Linked DNA regions of Mus musculus: all the other regions are linked to region 1. Evidence: chromatin loops called from intact Hi-C (ENCODE). Cell type or tissue: left cerebral cortex. All regions are shown on one strand.

Evidence for each region. A loop is a pair of places that touch in the nucleus more often than their neighbours do. Peaks named below come from ENCODE experiments on the same cell type or tissue, not always from the same donor. Only the 100,000 strongest peaks of a DNase experiment are listed, where the experiment ranks them.
Region 2: it touches region 1 in a loop (2.3-fold over the local background); 3 of 42 quality-filtered maps call a loop at or near these places.
Region 3: it touches region 1 in a loop (2.1-fold over the local background); 10 of 42 quality-filtered maps call a loop at or near these places.

The regions. Positions count from the first base shown.
Region 1 is chr6:7,842,462-7,847,461 of GRCm38, forward strand. It overlaps C1galt1 (core 1 synthase, glycoprotein-N-acetylgalactosamine 3-beta-galactosyltransferase, 1), which reads left to right and starts at 2,763. Exons shown (of 4, transcript NM_052993.3): 1 at 2,763-2,933. In left cerebral cortex, a CTCF peak has its summit at 2,060 (motif pointing right); a DNase peak (open chromatin) is centred at 2,166; H3K4me3 peaks cover 3,099 bases; H3K27ac peaks cover 513 bases.
Region 2 is chr6:8,040,555-8,045,554 of GRCm38, forward strand. The region is part of intron 27 of Col28a1 (collagen, type XXVIII, alpha 1); the gene reads right to left. Among named protein-coding and RNA genes, the nearest start is that of Gm35384, 43 kb to the left of the region's middle. In left cerebral cortex, no CTCF peak of the experiment used is centred here; a DNase peak (open chromatin) is centred at 2,958.
Region 3 is chr6:7,730,444-7,735,443 of GRCm38, forward strand. No RefSeq gene overlaps it. Among named protein-coding and RNA genes, the nearest start is that of Gm46950, 8.7 kb to the left of the region's middle. In left cerebral cortex, a CTCF peak has its summit at 2,798 (motif pointing right); a DNase peak (open chromatin) is centred at 2,804.

The DNA of each region.
Region 1 (5,000 bases):
AAGTTCATCAAGGAATTGTTTATATCAGTAAGGACTTGGGGTATATCCTTTCATGAGAAAAGAATATGTGTCAAATACATAATTTGTGAACTAGTATGCACTCTTGTGAGATATTTTTTATTTTAGTTTTAGAGAAATGTTTAAAAGAAAACAAGACAGAACTTTTTGATTATTACATTATTTCATCCTATATCTGTACAACTTATCTGCATTTTTGTTTGGCTTACATGCTTTGAATCTGCATATGCATGTATTGTTTTCATAAAACAGTGACTCTTTTAAAAAAAAGAACACCAAAAACCTAAGGAAGGGAGTGGTCATTTGACCAATATTGTTTCTATTTCCATTCCTTTTTGCCTGTGATTTTGCTAAATATGACTATGCCTAAACTTAGAACTTATCCTTGGGGGTGTTTCTTATCTTTGTTAAAATGATGTTATTCTTTAGTCATTATAACTCTTAATAGAGTTCGGGACTCATAGAATTCTGAGGTTGGTTTTATATTTAGAACACTTGGACTTCCAGGCAGTTTTCTTTTACATTTATGCATGGCAATTTTTTTTTTTTTGTCTGTGTGTGGTGGAGTTAAGCCTGAGCAGGAGCTGAGAAAAAGAGAAGGATGGAGCTAAGGATGTCTGGGAGAGAAGTTGGAGGGCCATGGACCAGAGAAAGGGCACTCACCTGTTCTTCTTTTCTGGCCTGTCCTATCAGTTTCTCATTCTTTCCTCAATTTTCTCATCTGAAAAGGAGACCTTTGAATTCAAATCCCTAGCTTTGTTTCAAGTTTTAAACTTCCTTTGGAAGAATTTTTTTTGAGGGGGGGGGATTTATTGGTGCCGTTCAGTAGCTTCCTAAAACTACACACAATGAATTGGTTCATCACCTAGATCCCAGCCTACTATGGTTGGAATGTGGCTTTTCTTCCCCAGACTCTGATCTCGATTATCATGTGTTAGAGGGTGAGGCTAAGTAAAAGTGTTGATTTTGTTAGGACTCTCCCCTTACTTACCGAATGAACGACGATGAACGGCTCAATTCTTTCTTGTGACTAATGGATTAATGAATGAATGGGCTATTCAGTGACTGATATAAAATCGAGTTCGGCTAGGTCTCCAATATGCTTTCTGTTTCCTGCCGTGATATCTGGCTGGTTCACGACTTAATAAACAAAAATCACCACACACAGCTCCTTGTCTACAATCATAACCAGAATATACCTGTTCTTTACAACTTAGCATCTATAATAGTAGAGGCAGAAAGTGGATTCAGATAAAGCTTAAATGTCTTATTCCAAAACCCTCACTTTTAATAGCTATGCTGTGGTGTGCTCAGAACTGCATAGTTTGAACATTTATCAAGCAGGGCACAGTGTTTCCATCCGGGGGCCTGGCCTTGCAGATGATGGTTAAGGTCTCTAGATCTTACTTCCACTCCCTGCTGCCTCACCAGGTGGCAACCCACTTCCGTTGCTGCCACAAAGATAGCTTCTTGGTACACAGGACCTTTGCCAAAGCAGAGCAGACGAGTTTGTAAAACTCTCTCTCTCTCTCTTTTTTTTTTTTTTTTTTTTTTGGTTTTTCAAGACAGGGTTTCTCTGTATAGCCCTGGCTGTCCCGGAACTCACTTATTAGACCAGGCTGGCCTCCAACTCCCGAGTGCTAGGCGTGCACCACCACTCCCCGCTGAGTTTGTAAAACTCTTAAGTATTTGCCATAGCAGAACAGAAGTAAAATGCCATTACACACATTCCTCCAAGAGGCTTTCTGTCCGTTGTCACTATATGAGTTCTCTGTTCTTCTGAGGCACACATCTGGTTACAGAGCACTCTTCATTATGCCAAATCTCTTGTTATTAAGGATAGAGGAATGCTGTGAAAGGAAAAGAGGCAAAAAAAAAGGGGGGGGGGGCTAAGATTGGGTTAGAGGTCAGCGTGACGTTGAGGTTTGTTCCACAGACAACAGTTTAAAAGGCAGTTCTTTACTTGTACTCCCTGCTAATTTCGCTTTCTGCTTTCCTGAGAGAATTAGAACACTCAACCTCACCAGAAGGGGGCTAAAAAAACCCTGAGCTCGGGGAAGCCGGGACTTCCCAGCCCACTCCGCAGGAGGGCGGGGCAAACACCCGGCGGCCAATCCCCGCATCCGCAGGTCGCGGTGTCCCCGCCCACTCTGCCCAGGCCCCGCCCTTCCCCGGGGCTGCTGCTGCTGCTGCAGCTGCTGCAGCCGGGACGTCAGCATCTCCGAGACCCCTGGGTGGCGGCTGCGCAGTAGGCGGGCCGTGGTCCAGGCCGCGCGGTCGGGAGGGGCGGAGCGAGCGGCGGGAGCGAGCGGCAGGAGCGCGCGCCGGGCCCGCCTCGGCCGCCGCCGCCGCCGCCGCCGCCGGGAGATGATCTGGGCGGCCGCGGGCGGCCCAGGCTAGCGGCCCCTGCCCGTGCTGCGGCGGGCCAGGGCAGCGAAGGTCGCGGGTGGGGGGTCGTCCTCCTCCCCGCCTCCGGGAGGGGCGAGAGGGAGCCGGGGCTGATGTCAGGGACGGCGGGCGGAGGCGCCCGAGGGCTGCGGGTCCAGGGGCTCGGCTGCCGGCGGCAGGGCGACTGAGGGTTCGGGAACGCCGCCCGGGTCCGCGTCCCCGTCCGCGCCGGCGCGGCCAAACAGGTGTCTCGGGCGGCGGGCGAGCGGCCACCCTCGCGCTCTCCGCGGCCCGGCGTGTCCGGCCCGAGGCGCCCGGGGCGGGCCAGCGCCGAGCGGTCCTGCCCGCCGCCCCGCCCCGGGCCTCCGCGCGCCCGGCGCCCGCCAGCTGTGTGCACTCAGGTGCGGGCACCTTCCGGCCGCAACAGTCCCGAGTGCCCGCCGCCGTTGGACCGTCAGCTTTGTCTGGAGCTGGTCGGTTATGGTTGGAACTTTCCCTGCCCTTCGTTGACTGAGTGAACCAGCCAGGTGTGTTGGGGGCTTGCTACGCGCAGGATTTAAAAAAAAAATGTTTTTTGTTTTTTCTTTTTCCTTTGGTAACAAAGTGTGATGGCTTTCCTAGATGTTGGCTAGTTAAACAAAGTGCTTTGACTTTAGATAGATACTCTTCTAAATTAACTAATTTAAGAGTGAGGATCGGGGATTAATGCTTTTGAGCTCTGTCCACACTTCTTACTAGTGGCGTGGGACTTAGAATATTCTAAGATCCCTTACTTCCTGGAAAAAAAATTTTTTTTTTCCAATCTAGATCTTTGTATTCACGGTATTTCCTTTTAGTACATACTGTCAAAAGATGTATTCTGAGTTAAAAAGTTACAAAGTTAGAACTTCAGTGCTTCAGACTGAGTAGGCAACGCGGAAGGGACAGAAGTTTGGTAATTTGCAGGAAGTTGAGGATAGACCACAGATAGCTCAGCCTGGTGCCAAGAAAAAAATGCTGTGCACACTACAAGTTGTTTGATTCTGGTGGAAGTTTGGATTTGGAAGTGGAAACTTGAGTTTTTAGAAGGTATTTATAAACGGTACAATTTTCCAGTTCCTTATCAGATAAATGTCAGACGAGCCTTGTGCACACGATATTGTGTGCTCTAAGCATTGTATAGCATTTCTGCCAGCTGTAGTATATATTTTTGTCCAGTTTAAATGAATATAAGGTTTGAAGTTACCAAACAGTTAACTCTTTTCACCATATGTTCAGTAAAACTGACTTAGGAAGGCAAGTATGACTCACTGAAAAGTCAGCATTAGTGGACAACTAACTTTAGTGTTTCAGATTTTCTTGAAATTTATGTTTTCCTCTATCTTTTTACTCAGGACTCAGCAGTTTACAAATGCTTTGTGGTCATTTCCCACTTAAACTCCCTCTCCCTACATTGTGCTCTTAAAAAAAAAATCAGCCTACAGTTGTGGATAACTTTAATATCAAGCAGTTTAAAAGTACATATAATGAGTTAATGTTTGGCTAATTGTATTCAAAAGTATGTGCTGTATATTGCTTGTGTGTTGATTTTGCTGAAATGAAAATTGTGTTATTCAGCTTAACTATAAACTCATGATAATATAAAGTCAAATCTTTGGTGAAAGTAGTGGTTGGAATTTTGTTGCAATTTATTTATGAATCAAATGTGAATTGAAATTGTTACCTTAATGCTCCTGTTTACCTATTACATTCAAAAGTTGGCTTTTCGGTACAGATATTTTAAAAGGACTTTGAGATTTTAACAACTAGCTTGAAATAAAAGAAAGATACATGTTTTTAATTACCAAATCTGGTGGGACTAAGGTCTTTTTAAAAATTAAAAATTTAAATTAACATGCCAAGTGGTGAGATTCATATATACGTTGGTCATTATACTTTGGTTTTATTCGCTTAAAGAAAACAAGACTTGCTGCATAAAATGTGAAGTTGGCCTTTTATCTTTCAATCCAATAAGAAACAAATGATAAAGTGTACTTAATTTTTTGCATATAATTGAAATGTCACTCCCCACCTGGTGTTGGGGGTGGGGCGGTGTAAGTCACTCAGCTGCAACTGTTTTTTTTTTTTTTTTTCCTGTTAGGTGTGAAACAGGAAGCTGTTCTTTATGAATCAGGGAGTCCCATTTGAAGGTGGAGACACCAAACAGAAACTTAAAACAAATTATCTTGCACCTGCAGTATGAAGTGTAGTAAGGGCCTGGGGAGGCAGTATTAAAGAGACTCTGGATTTGGAAATCTGACTGTTTTTACAATGAAAGCTGTCTGCTGAAGCACATCTTGACTATGGATGAATTGAAATATATAGAACTCCGTGTGGCCACTTGCATTCTTGTTTGCTATGTTAGTTTTCTGAGGCTACCAACAACGGCCCATTTGAGACGCTGGCAAAGCTGCACTGCTCCAGAGGTTCTAGAATCTACCGTTACTGCAAGCTCTGTGTCTAAGGGTGTCCTTTGCTTTCTTTTACACCACCCCAGCCTCTGCCCCTGTGATCACAAGGCATCGTCTCTGTGTAGCTCTGCAAGCAGGGAACTTGTGAGAAATGCACATTTTCAA
Region 2 (5,000 bases), 200 kb after region 1:
CTACTATGGGGAGCATTTTGACAAAATATAAAATTCTTCCAATGAGAGTCTCACTACTATGATTCTTGTTTAAAAATCTACCAACATTACGGTAATATACACCTTTAATTCCAGCACTCAGGAAGCAAAGATAGGTGGAACTCTGTGAGTCTGAAGCTAGATTCAGCATGTTCTAGGCCAGCCAAGGCTACAAGGCTATATAGAGCAAAACCTTGTCTTAAAAAGAAAAATCGATTGAGTAACCATAATTCTAGCTGGTTACTCTGGGAAACCATTTATTTTGCACAGTAGCTAACCCGATTAAGATTAGTTCCAGTTCACAATCTCATCTGTGAAATACTAAGATTAAACTTTAATATTGTTTCCTCTTAACGAAGCTGGCTGCAATGCTGGCCCCATTTGCAATGAGAAATGATAAATTATAAACATGTGCTCTGACTCTGAAGACTCCCTTTAGAACATGAGTTCATTATTACTAATTCCCAGCCCTACTTTACATACTAACCTTTGAAATAAACATAGCCCATTACTCCATGAGCATAGGAGAGCATGTGTGTAGCAGACATCTCATATTTAAAGAAAAATGCTTTTAACTGAAGTTTAGAGAATTAGACTATTTGTATTTGTAAATTTCATCATGAGGTGAAAATGCTAGAAGCAACTCTACTAGGTATTAAATACATATTAAATAAGGATTAAATAAGTACCATGCCAATGGGTATTAAAATGATGTTGCTGTGTTTGACATCTTCATAAAATCAAGGATCAAGAAATCCAATTCTAGAGGTCAAATCTCTTTCTTTTTTGCTACACACACACTCACACACACACACACACACAAAATTAATTTATTGAGAGAGACAAAGATGTATGTGGAGATCAGAGGACAGCTCATGGAAGTCACTTCTCTCCTTCTACCACTCAAGTCCTGGGATCAAATTGAGGTTGCCAATCTTAATGGCAAGCACTTTTATCCCCTGAAACTTCTTACTGACCTCACTCTATGTTTTGATCTTTTCATTAAACAAAACAAAGGATTTTATATGTCACAGACATTTCTGTCTCCCGCACTTAGACCAATACCTAGCACATAACAGGCTGATTAATATTTGCTCTGAAAGATGGGCAGAATTAAAGATACTGCAGAAAAGTGTAAGGAGGACTTGGTCCTTTTGTAATGAAAAAGTGCTGCATACCAGATATACATTAGGTGTTCTAGACCTAACCATAAAACAAGGCATCTGCTATCTCAGCATCTTGTGGTTAAGCAGAAAACAATCATTTAAAATATAGGAAGTCCTGTGCTAGGATTATCTGAAGTACCATGGAAATCCAAGCAAAGTACAGGCGGAAGGAGACAAAGACTTCCAAAAAAGATGTTATCTACCATGAACCCTGATAACTGAATTAGAGTTGACTGGGTCACAGGGTGTGCTAAGGGGTCCTCCCCAAGAAAAGAAATCAGTTTTCACACAGAACTGCATCCAGGAAATCTGAGATCTCACAGGGAACGTAAAGGTTCTTAGTATGACTAGATCTTTGAGAGCTGAGGAATTGGAAAGACTCAAGTATAGACACCCAGATCAGATATGTGCCTTGCTGACTTTATAAGCTGGTCTCTCTCAATGAAATTATGAAGTATACTACAGAGTGTTTGTTGATGACCAAAAGAAGATAAATACACCTTCATTTCAGGAAAGCCAAATATGTCATGGAACTCTTTTTAACTGTGCCCTACATCTGGTGATTTCACTGACAATATCTCAGTATTTGATGATCATAACTTGAGCAGAGAGGAAAAGTGATAGAGTCCAGTTTTGCTCTTGGCAACTGCATATTAAAATACATATTCAGGTTAGCAGCTTTGTTTTGTTTTATAGTCCAGATAGAAATTTAGTTCAGTGAAGCTCAATAAAGGAAAACCCAGTGGTAGATATGCAATCTGTTTTGTGATTCTAGCATCAATTTTCTTGTAATACAGTGTTCTCTGTTGCATGTTTCCTTTCCTAAGGAGTGTTGTCTGATAGATCTTCAAATACCATTTGCCATTGCCTGAATCCCTTTACTGGTGTCCATACTGCAGCCCTGTCCCTGTGACAGTCTATCTTCAGCAGAGGATCACAGCTTTTTCCAAGAGAAACTCAGACAGTGTCACAAATTTGTTCAAAACACAGCCAGCGGTTCCCAGCTTCACTGTTCAGGAAAGCCAAGGATCTTACAAGCCTGAGTGGCTACATCTCCTTCCCCATCCCATTGCTGTTCCTACCTGAATGGCATTTCTTCTGCTTAGCTTTGCACACTCCAAGCACCGTCTACCTATGGAAATGGCAGAACTCATCTTTCATCCTGGGATGGCCATTCCCAGATCCATCCATTTTACATATCTTTCCATTCTTGTACTGCTTCTTATCCGTCTCTCTCTTTTCTTGTAGTAGGGGTTTTCATCTTCAAATATTTTCTCTAACTTCCTTATTTATTTTATTTATTGCAAACAAGATGCAGTTTCCATAAGGTCCTGAATCTTTACCACTCTTGTCACGATGCATCAAGAACCTAGAATGTTATGCATATTCAAAAACATTATTGAATGAACTGCTGAAATAAAGCTTTGTGCAGCTAGTCAGGATGAGCCAATGGGGTCAGCATCCTTTGTTTTAAGCAGGAAGAGGCGTGGACTTAATAATTTATATATATAAACTGATTTTTTGATATGAAAAATAGAAGCCAATGCTACTTTGAAAAGCGTTTTAGCACAGCTGGTCTTATCACTATGGTGAAAAGTGTATATATGTTATCTAAGTATATACATACCAGAAAAGCACCGAAAATATAATGCTGACTTTATAAAAACCACACTACTAAGGTAATTTAGGAAGGGAAGACAGATGGAGAGTCTGAGGAAGATTAATTTCTTTTTAAAACTAGCATAAAATCAGAACAGAAACTGTTATCTCAACTAAATCCATTTTTCAAAATCAGCAGAAGCCAGTTGGGGAGCTTTGAATAGAGACTAGTATTCCAATAGATGAAAAACTTATTTTCTGCATTTACAGAATAGTTTCATAAACCACAGCAGCGTTACAAAAGCTCCTATCTGTGCCAATGCAGAGGGCTGTAATGAACGTGCAAGCTCTGCTCTTTAAATGTCAGCTCTACAAATAGGAACTTGCCCCTTCCCAAGGCCTAAACTTCCCTCAACAACCACAAAGTCGTGAAAAATCTAAGAAGCCATCTCTCAGCGTCTCATTTCCTTCTAATTAACTAACCTTGGATGGCCCTGAAAAGTGTTAAGATTAGCAGTGTTGAAAGATCTAGTGACAGGCCACTAGCTGTTCTGTAATCTACCAATGATTGGTAAAATTTTGGTCACAGGAATCTTTATGAGTCGGGCCAATCAAGAATTTACTGAATGTATACCTTATGATCATTGGACAGAACCACACCAAACATATAGATCCAATACCCTCAGGTTTATTCCCAGCAAACAAGGCCATTTCTTAATTATTACATGCACTGTGATCCTAATACGCGGAAGTGACAGATTCTGTGACTACGACTAAACATTCAAGAAAACTAAAAATGCTTCTTCCAAAAAAAAAAAAAAAAATCAGTCAATAGGTCAGGTGTATCTACCCATAAAAGCAAAGTAATTATATAACTAAACACCAGGATACAAAGAAAATATTATTTCAAAAGTTTAGAAACCCCCTAGTGACAGAATTCAGTAATTTGAGTTACATGTATATGAGTGACTCATTTTGAGGGTCAAATAGCATAGTTGCAAGGGAAATATTAACACTTTGCATGAAACCTCTATATGTTTATTCAAGTATTCATTGCTTCATTTATTCATCAAGCAAATATTTATTAGTGACCAACTCTCTACTGGACACTCTTTTAGGTACTAGGGACTAGAAGCGCAGATCAAAGGAACATGATTTCTGCTCTCGTGGACTTCCTTTTACTAGAAGAGGACAGGTTATAAATCAAATGAAACAAATATCTTCAGAGGGTGATATCATCATTAAAAACAATAAAGCAGGATAATAGAATGACCCGGAATTCTGAAAAGAGAAGAGTGTGTGGTCAGGGATGGTGTTGCTATGGAGATCATTCTTCAGCTAAGGCTTGTATGAAGAGAAGAAGCTTGTCATGTCAAATGCCACGGCAGATGGAACAACAGAGCAAAGACTCAAGGGAAGGGGTAAGTTTGTTGTCAGAACCCGGATGAAAAACCCTGATCCTGCTGGGTGCAGAGAGAGAGAGAGAGAGAGAGAGAGAGAGAGAGAGAGAGAGAGAGAGAGAGATGCACAGTCACATAGGAAACAGGATCCACGGAAGAGCTTCCAGCTGTTAGCATTGTTTATGTTCTCAGTTGAGAAACATTCTGGGCTGACAATGGAAGCCTTTTAAGTGAGGAAGTAGTATAGAGTAAATTCTTTCCCTAATCAGATTTTCTTTTTTTTCTTTTGGTTTTTCGAGACAGGGTTTCTCTGTATAGCCCTGGTGGCTGTCCTGGAACTCACTCTGTAGATCAGGCTGGCCTCAAACTCAGAAATCCACCTGCCTCTGCCTCCCGAGTGCTGGGATTAAAGGTGTGCGCCACCACGCCCAGCTACCCTAATCAGATTTTACACAGCTAAAAAAGATTTTCCAGGGGACTGGAAAGCAGACTAGAAAAGTATCGCTCACAGAACACTATGACTCAGGAAGATGAGACAAGAAAACGTTAAAAGGCAAATCGGTACTCTAAGGTTCACGGAAGCCCAGGGGAAGAAAGATTGGACCAAAAAATGTGTCAAAAGCCATATGCCAGAAAAATCTCCATAAATAATAAAAGATACTAGTCTAAAAATCAAGAATTCTATTAAATATACATCTAAATACACAATCTATAGCTAAACACCAAATTAAAAAGAAAGAGAAAAAAAAAAACTCTCCAAAAAACATAGAGAAAAGGACAAATTACCAAGGGGGGGGGGGAAACAGACTGATGAGTA
Region 3 (5,000 bases), 110 kb before region 1:
AAGAACCAAGTTGTAGATCACAATGAGCCCTTAAAGAACGCTAGCCATTAACCAATACTCAAAACAAAGCAAAGACAGTCTGTGGGGTAGCCAACATCAAGCCTATTTTCTGTGGGTCATGCAGTCAGAGGTTAGGTCTTTTGGAGGACAGAAGTGGAGTTGACAGCAAGGTCAAGATTTACAAAGAATTCCAAGTGTGATCTAAGACAGCTTCCTTAAAGTAGAAAGGAAGGGTTATGGTTGGGCAAGGCTCATGAGGGAGAGGCAGGATTGGTGGAAACACCACAGTGAGGGGTTGAGGCAAGAGATTAAAATGATCTTAGATGCAATTTGCCTTTAGATGTTTTCTAAAGATGAGCTGTGCTACTTTCCTATGGTTGCTGTGTCAGCACAGCACAAACTGTGACTTACACGCAGAAAGAAAAGAAAACGATTAAACTTATTGGATCAGAGCTCCTAATATTGAGGAATCAGTAGGATTCCGTTGCTTTGGAGGCCGGAGAGAAAATGCTATTTCTTTGTATGCCCCAGCTTCTAGAGACGACCCATATCCCAGACTCACAGCCAATTCCTAATTCACCTTCAGCTTCTGTTTCTGTCATCCTTGTCCTCAAAGGCTTCTGCTTTCTGCTCACAGTGACTCTAAGAATCGCCTGGGGCCCACCCACACAGTTCTGAGATAGTATCTCCATTTCAAGATCTTTAACGTACGTATATCAATCTAATCAAGGTCCCTTTTGCTGTAAAAGCCAGGACACTCACTGTGCAGAGGAAGAGTACAAAGTACTTAACCTGACACTTTAGCATGAGGTTTAGTTTGAACAGAAAGCCACTAAAATGAGGGAACAGGAGGAAAACGCTCTGTACACACACACACTCACACACTCACACATACACAGATACACACACACATACACACCCTGTGCCACACAGCGGATTATAAATTTCTCTTTTCCAGGTGCCCCGTATGCATACACATTTCTTTTTTTTTTTTTTTTAACACTCTTTTTTCCCCGAGACAGGGTTTCTCTGTATATCTCCGGCTGTCCTGGAACTCATTTTGTAGACCAGGCTGGCCTCGAACTCAGAAATCCTCCTGCCTCTGCCTCCCAAGTGCTGGGATTAAAGGCATGCACCACCACTGCCCGGCTTGCATACACATTTCTAATATCAAGAACTGGATACAATGCTACCACCAAAGATACCAAAGAAGCTACTAAGGGTGATCTGTGGCAGGCCAGGAAGGCTGGGAAGATCTGAGGAAAGGGAAGGAACCCTGCATTCAGGATCTGATTGAAGCCTGTCTCTCCTACCAAACAGCAAGAATTCTAGTACAGTTCCCAACTGCTTAAGACCTTTCTCCTTTCACACAGCTGTAGACCTGAAGTTTCTAGAAAGTTTTCTCTTGTCCCCATTTACAGAGGACAGAGACTAACCCCTCAGGTGATTCTGGTGGCTTCCTGCTTTTCCTTTATCAGATTGCAATTCCATCTGAATCACCTCTGAGCTTCCAGCTACCACAGATCTCTCACAGAAAGGGGAAGAGGGGGAGGAGTGGGTTCACATTGTAACTGGAGAGCCACCATAATGCTGTACGTGGCCAATGCTTACTGTTCCAGGAGGAGGCCTACTGCACTTGGCTCAGTCCTGTATCATAATACCTTTAATAAAATGTCCTTCCCTGTTCCCGAGAGTCCTAAAATGACATACACTGTTGAATCTTGGTTTGACTTGGGTTGAAGCCCGTAAATGTCTAGGGGAACCCTTCGGGCTGATGAGAGTGGCAGTGTGAGTCTGGGTGTCTGTCCTATCACTGTTGACATAATGTAAAGCTTTGTTTTCTATGGTTTCCATTATCTAACCTCTCCACACGCTATCTTTGGAAACCTACAGTACTTTCTGTCATCTTCTCTTGCTGCTTTGAGGGAGAACTCCTGGAAAGAAGCGGTCTGCAGAGACTGACTGACTAATGTCAGTCCTGTGGGGGTGGGGGTGGGGGTGGGGTGGGGGTGGGGGTGGGAATGTTACAGGTCCAACGGCTACTTAGTTTATCTTAGGCTTGCTTTAGTCACAACTCCTAACAGCCATTCCTTGCTCACCTGTGTCAGAACTAACATCCTGTGACTAACGGATGAAAACCTTGGGAATCTATTAACTGAGTAGGCCCCTAGCTTGCACCAACTCCAAGGCTAAGAATGTCATCCGACAGCGTCTGAAGACGTACAGAAAGGACGACCTCCAAGCTTGCTGTAACCGCCTCTCTAAAGTACCCCTCCATGTGTTTCCAACTCGCCTTGATTTATGACTTTGTTCTGTAAATCTATAAATGTTCATGAATCTGCTTCCACTTTGAAGCAAGTAGTTTGGGGTGGCTTAAATCTGAATTCCTAGCCTTGGTCACTCAAAATGGCCCCAGAGTAAACCATCTTAGCCCCTTAAAGATGAAAGCTGTGGCTGTGGCACCAGCAGTTATGGTGCCACGGCATTCTAACAATGCCCCACTTTTCACTGGAGGAATTACCCGATTGGAAGCCAGCTGTGTGCATGGACCCACTGAGGCCAGGCTATTTGGTGTTATTTCCTCAGGCAGATTGTTGGTGTGATTTTTCTCCTGGGGCTCTGGTTGGGCTTCTAGTTTGGTTGGCAGTACATTTTCCCCAAATTACAAATTATAAATGTGACACAAACCAAATTCTTATATTCTACTTTTTTAAACCGTTAGACAAGTGTTTCCTATCGAAATTTACGTCCCTCAAGTCAGAATGCCTTGCATGAGACTGTGCAATAAAATCACTGCCCACCAGGTGGCAGTCATGGTACAGTAGCTCTCAAAGACTGGCGTTGATTGGGGAGTTGCTCAACGTTTAAACAGAGTTGCCATCTGACCCAGTAATTCCATTCTTAGATTTATACGCAGGAAAGTGTAAAACACATGTCTATACAAAAACTTGTACATGAACGCTTGTGACTATTAACGGTAGTCAAAATGTAAAGTACCCAGTGTCCAGACACTAAGAAGGCCATAAACAAAATATGGTATATACAAAGGGAAGGGTGTTACTCAGCCACAAAAATGAACAAAGTGCAGATTCATGCTGCAGCATACATGAACAATGAAAACATTATACTAGGCAGGAGCCAGACAGAAGAGGTTCAGGTTGTGTTAGTCTATCTATATGAACTCTGTTCGCAAAGTAACAGAGACAGAAAGCTGGCTAATGAGTGCGGAAAGCTGGGCAGAAAGCATAGGAAATGACTTTCTTCTTCAGGTGATGAACAATATCATAAAGTTAGTTGTTAACACCTTTGGGAAGATGCTAAACCTACTACACTGTACAGTTTAAACAGCAAATATTATGTGTGAAGGATGGCATAGGAAACACAAGACTTAACAAAACAGTCATAAAGCCACTGTTGCAATGGGGTTGGAGTGGGGGTGTCCATTAAAATTAAGAAAATGCCACCACCAACGTGTCTCAATAGCACAAAATGTGTGGGGAATACTATTTTGAGCATTAGCGAGTCACTATATGACATAGACACATAATGCCTATACTGTCTGGTTTTATGTGTCATCACATGTCAGAGTCACCAGAGAGAAAGGAGCCTCAGTTGAGGAAATGCCTCATGATATCTAGCTGTAAGGCATTTTCTCAATTAGTGATCAGTGGGGGAGGGCCCCATCGTGGATGATGTTATCCCTGGGCTAGTGGTCCTTGATTTTATTAGAGAGCAGGCTGAGCAAGTCATGAGTAGCAGGCCAGTAAGCAGAACCTCTACGGCCTCTGCATCAGTCCCTGCCTCCAGGTTCCAGCCTGGCTAAGTTCCTGTCCTGACTTCCTCCAATGAAGGACAATGTGTAAGCCGAATAAGCCCTTTTCATCCCAACTTGGTTTTTGGTTATGGTGTCTTCATTGCAGCAATTCAAGCCCTAACCAAAACAATGACCAAAGGTTATAAGTTACAGTTGGCTTCTACTTCATTTCCAGAGCACAGCTAAGCAAGAGATGGTCCATAAGTCAAATCACAAATTACCCAGAAATTAAGAATTTACATTTTAAGGGTTGAAAGTAGCAAGAGAATTGTATGAAAGTCAAATTTTAGGATCTACAAATAAAAGTTTATTGGAACACAGCTGTGCCCATTTTGTGTGAGAATGACAGGTATTCTAGTTTGTTTCTCTGTTGCCATGGTAAAATACCAAAATAGCTTGTGGGGGTGGCTATTTGGCTCACAGGTTACAGTTCATCTTTGAGGGAAGCCGGGGAAGAAACTTAAAGGAGACACCATGGAAAAATCCTGCTCGATACCTCGTTTACTTGGCTTGCCCAGTTACCTTCCTTTAATCCCAGCACTTGGGAAGCAGAGGCAGACAGATTTCTGAGTTCCAGGCCAGCCTGATCTATAGAGTGAGTTCCAAGACAGCCAAGGCTACACAGAGAAACCCCGTCTCGAAAAAACAAAAACAAAAAAAGAATACTTGTGAAAAATACCAGTGCACCTCACTGTGTTTGCGTCTTTCCTGCTTCCTTTGAACAAATAAGCCAAATCATCCACACTATGCTAACATTTGCCTTCCTGCTCAATTAAGATTCTATTGTTTCTGTGTTTCTTACTGATTTAAATGAGCACAAAGGCCTGGGGTGGGTGCCCTTCCAGCTGTTTGCTCATATCATATCTGTTTCCTCCTCTTCTTCTTCCTCCTCCTCCTCTTCCTTTTCTGCCCTCTAACTGAGATCCTCCTGCCTCTACCTCCCAAGTACCGGGATCCAAGGTGTATACCACTACACCCAGCTATATAGTTTTTCTTCAGCCTGGGTTAACAGACAGTGTTTATTCTTCTCTTTCATATCCTTCAGACCTTTGAGTATGCAAAAGTCTGACCCTGAACTATGACTCTTGGAACCTGAGCTGTCTCAGAAGGACCTGAGGGCCTTTAGCCCTAGCTTCCCAGTAAGGCTGCTTCCTTACCATGACCTCTTGTTTATCCCTTCCTGTTT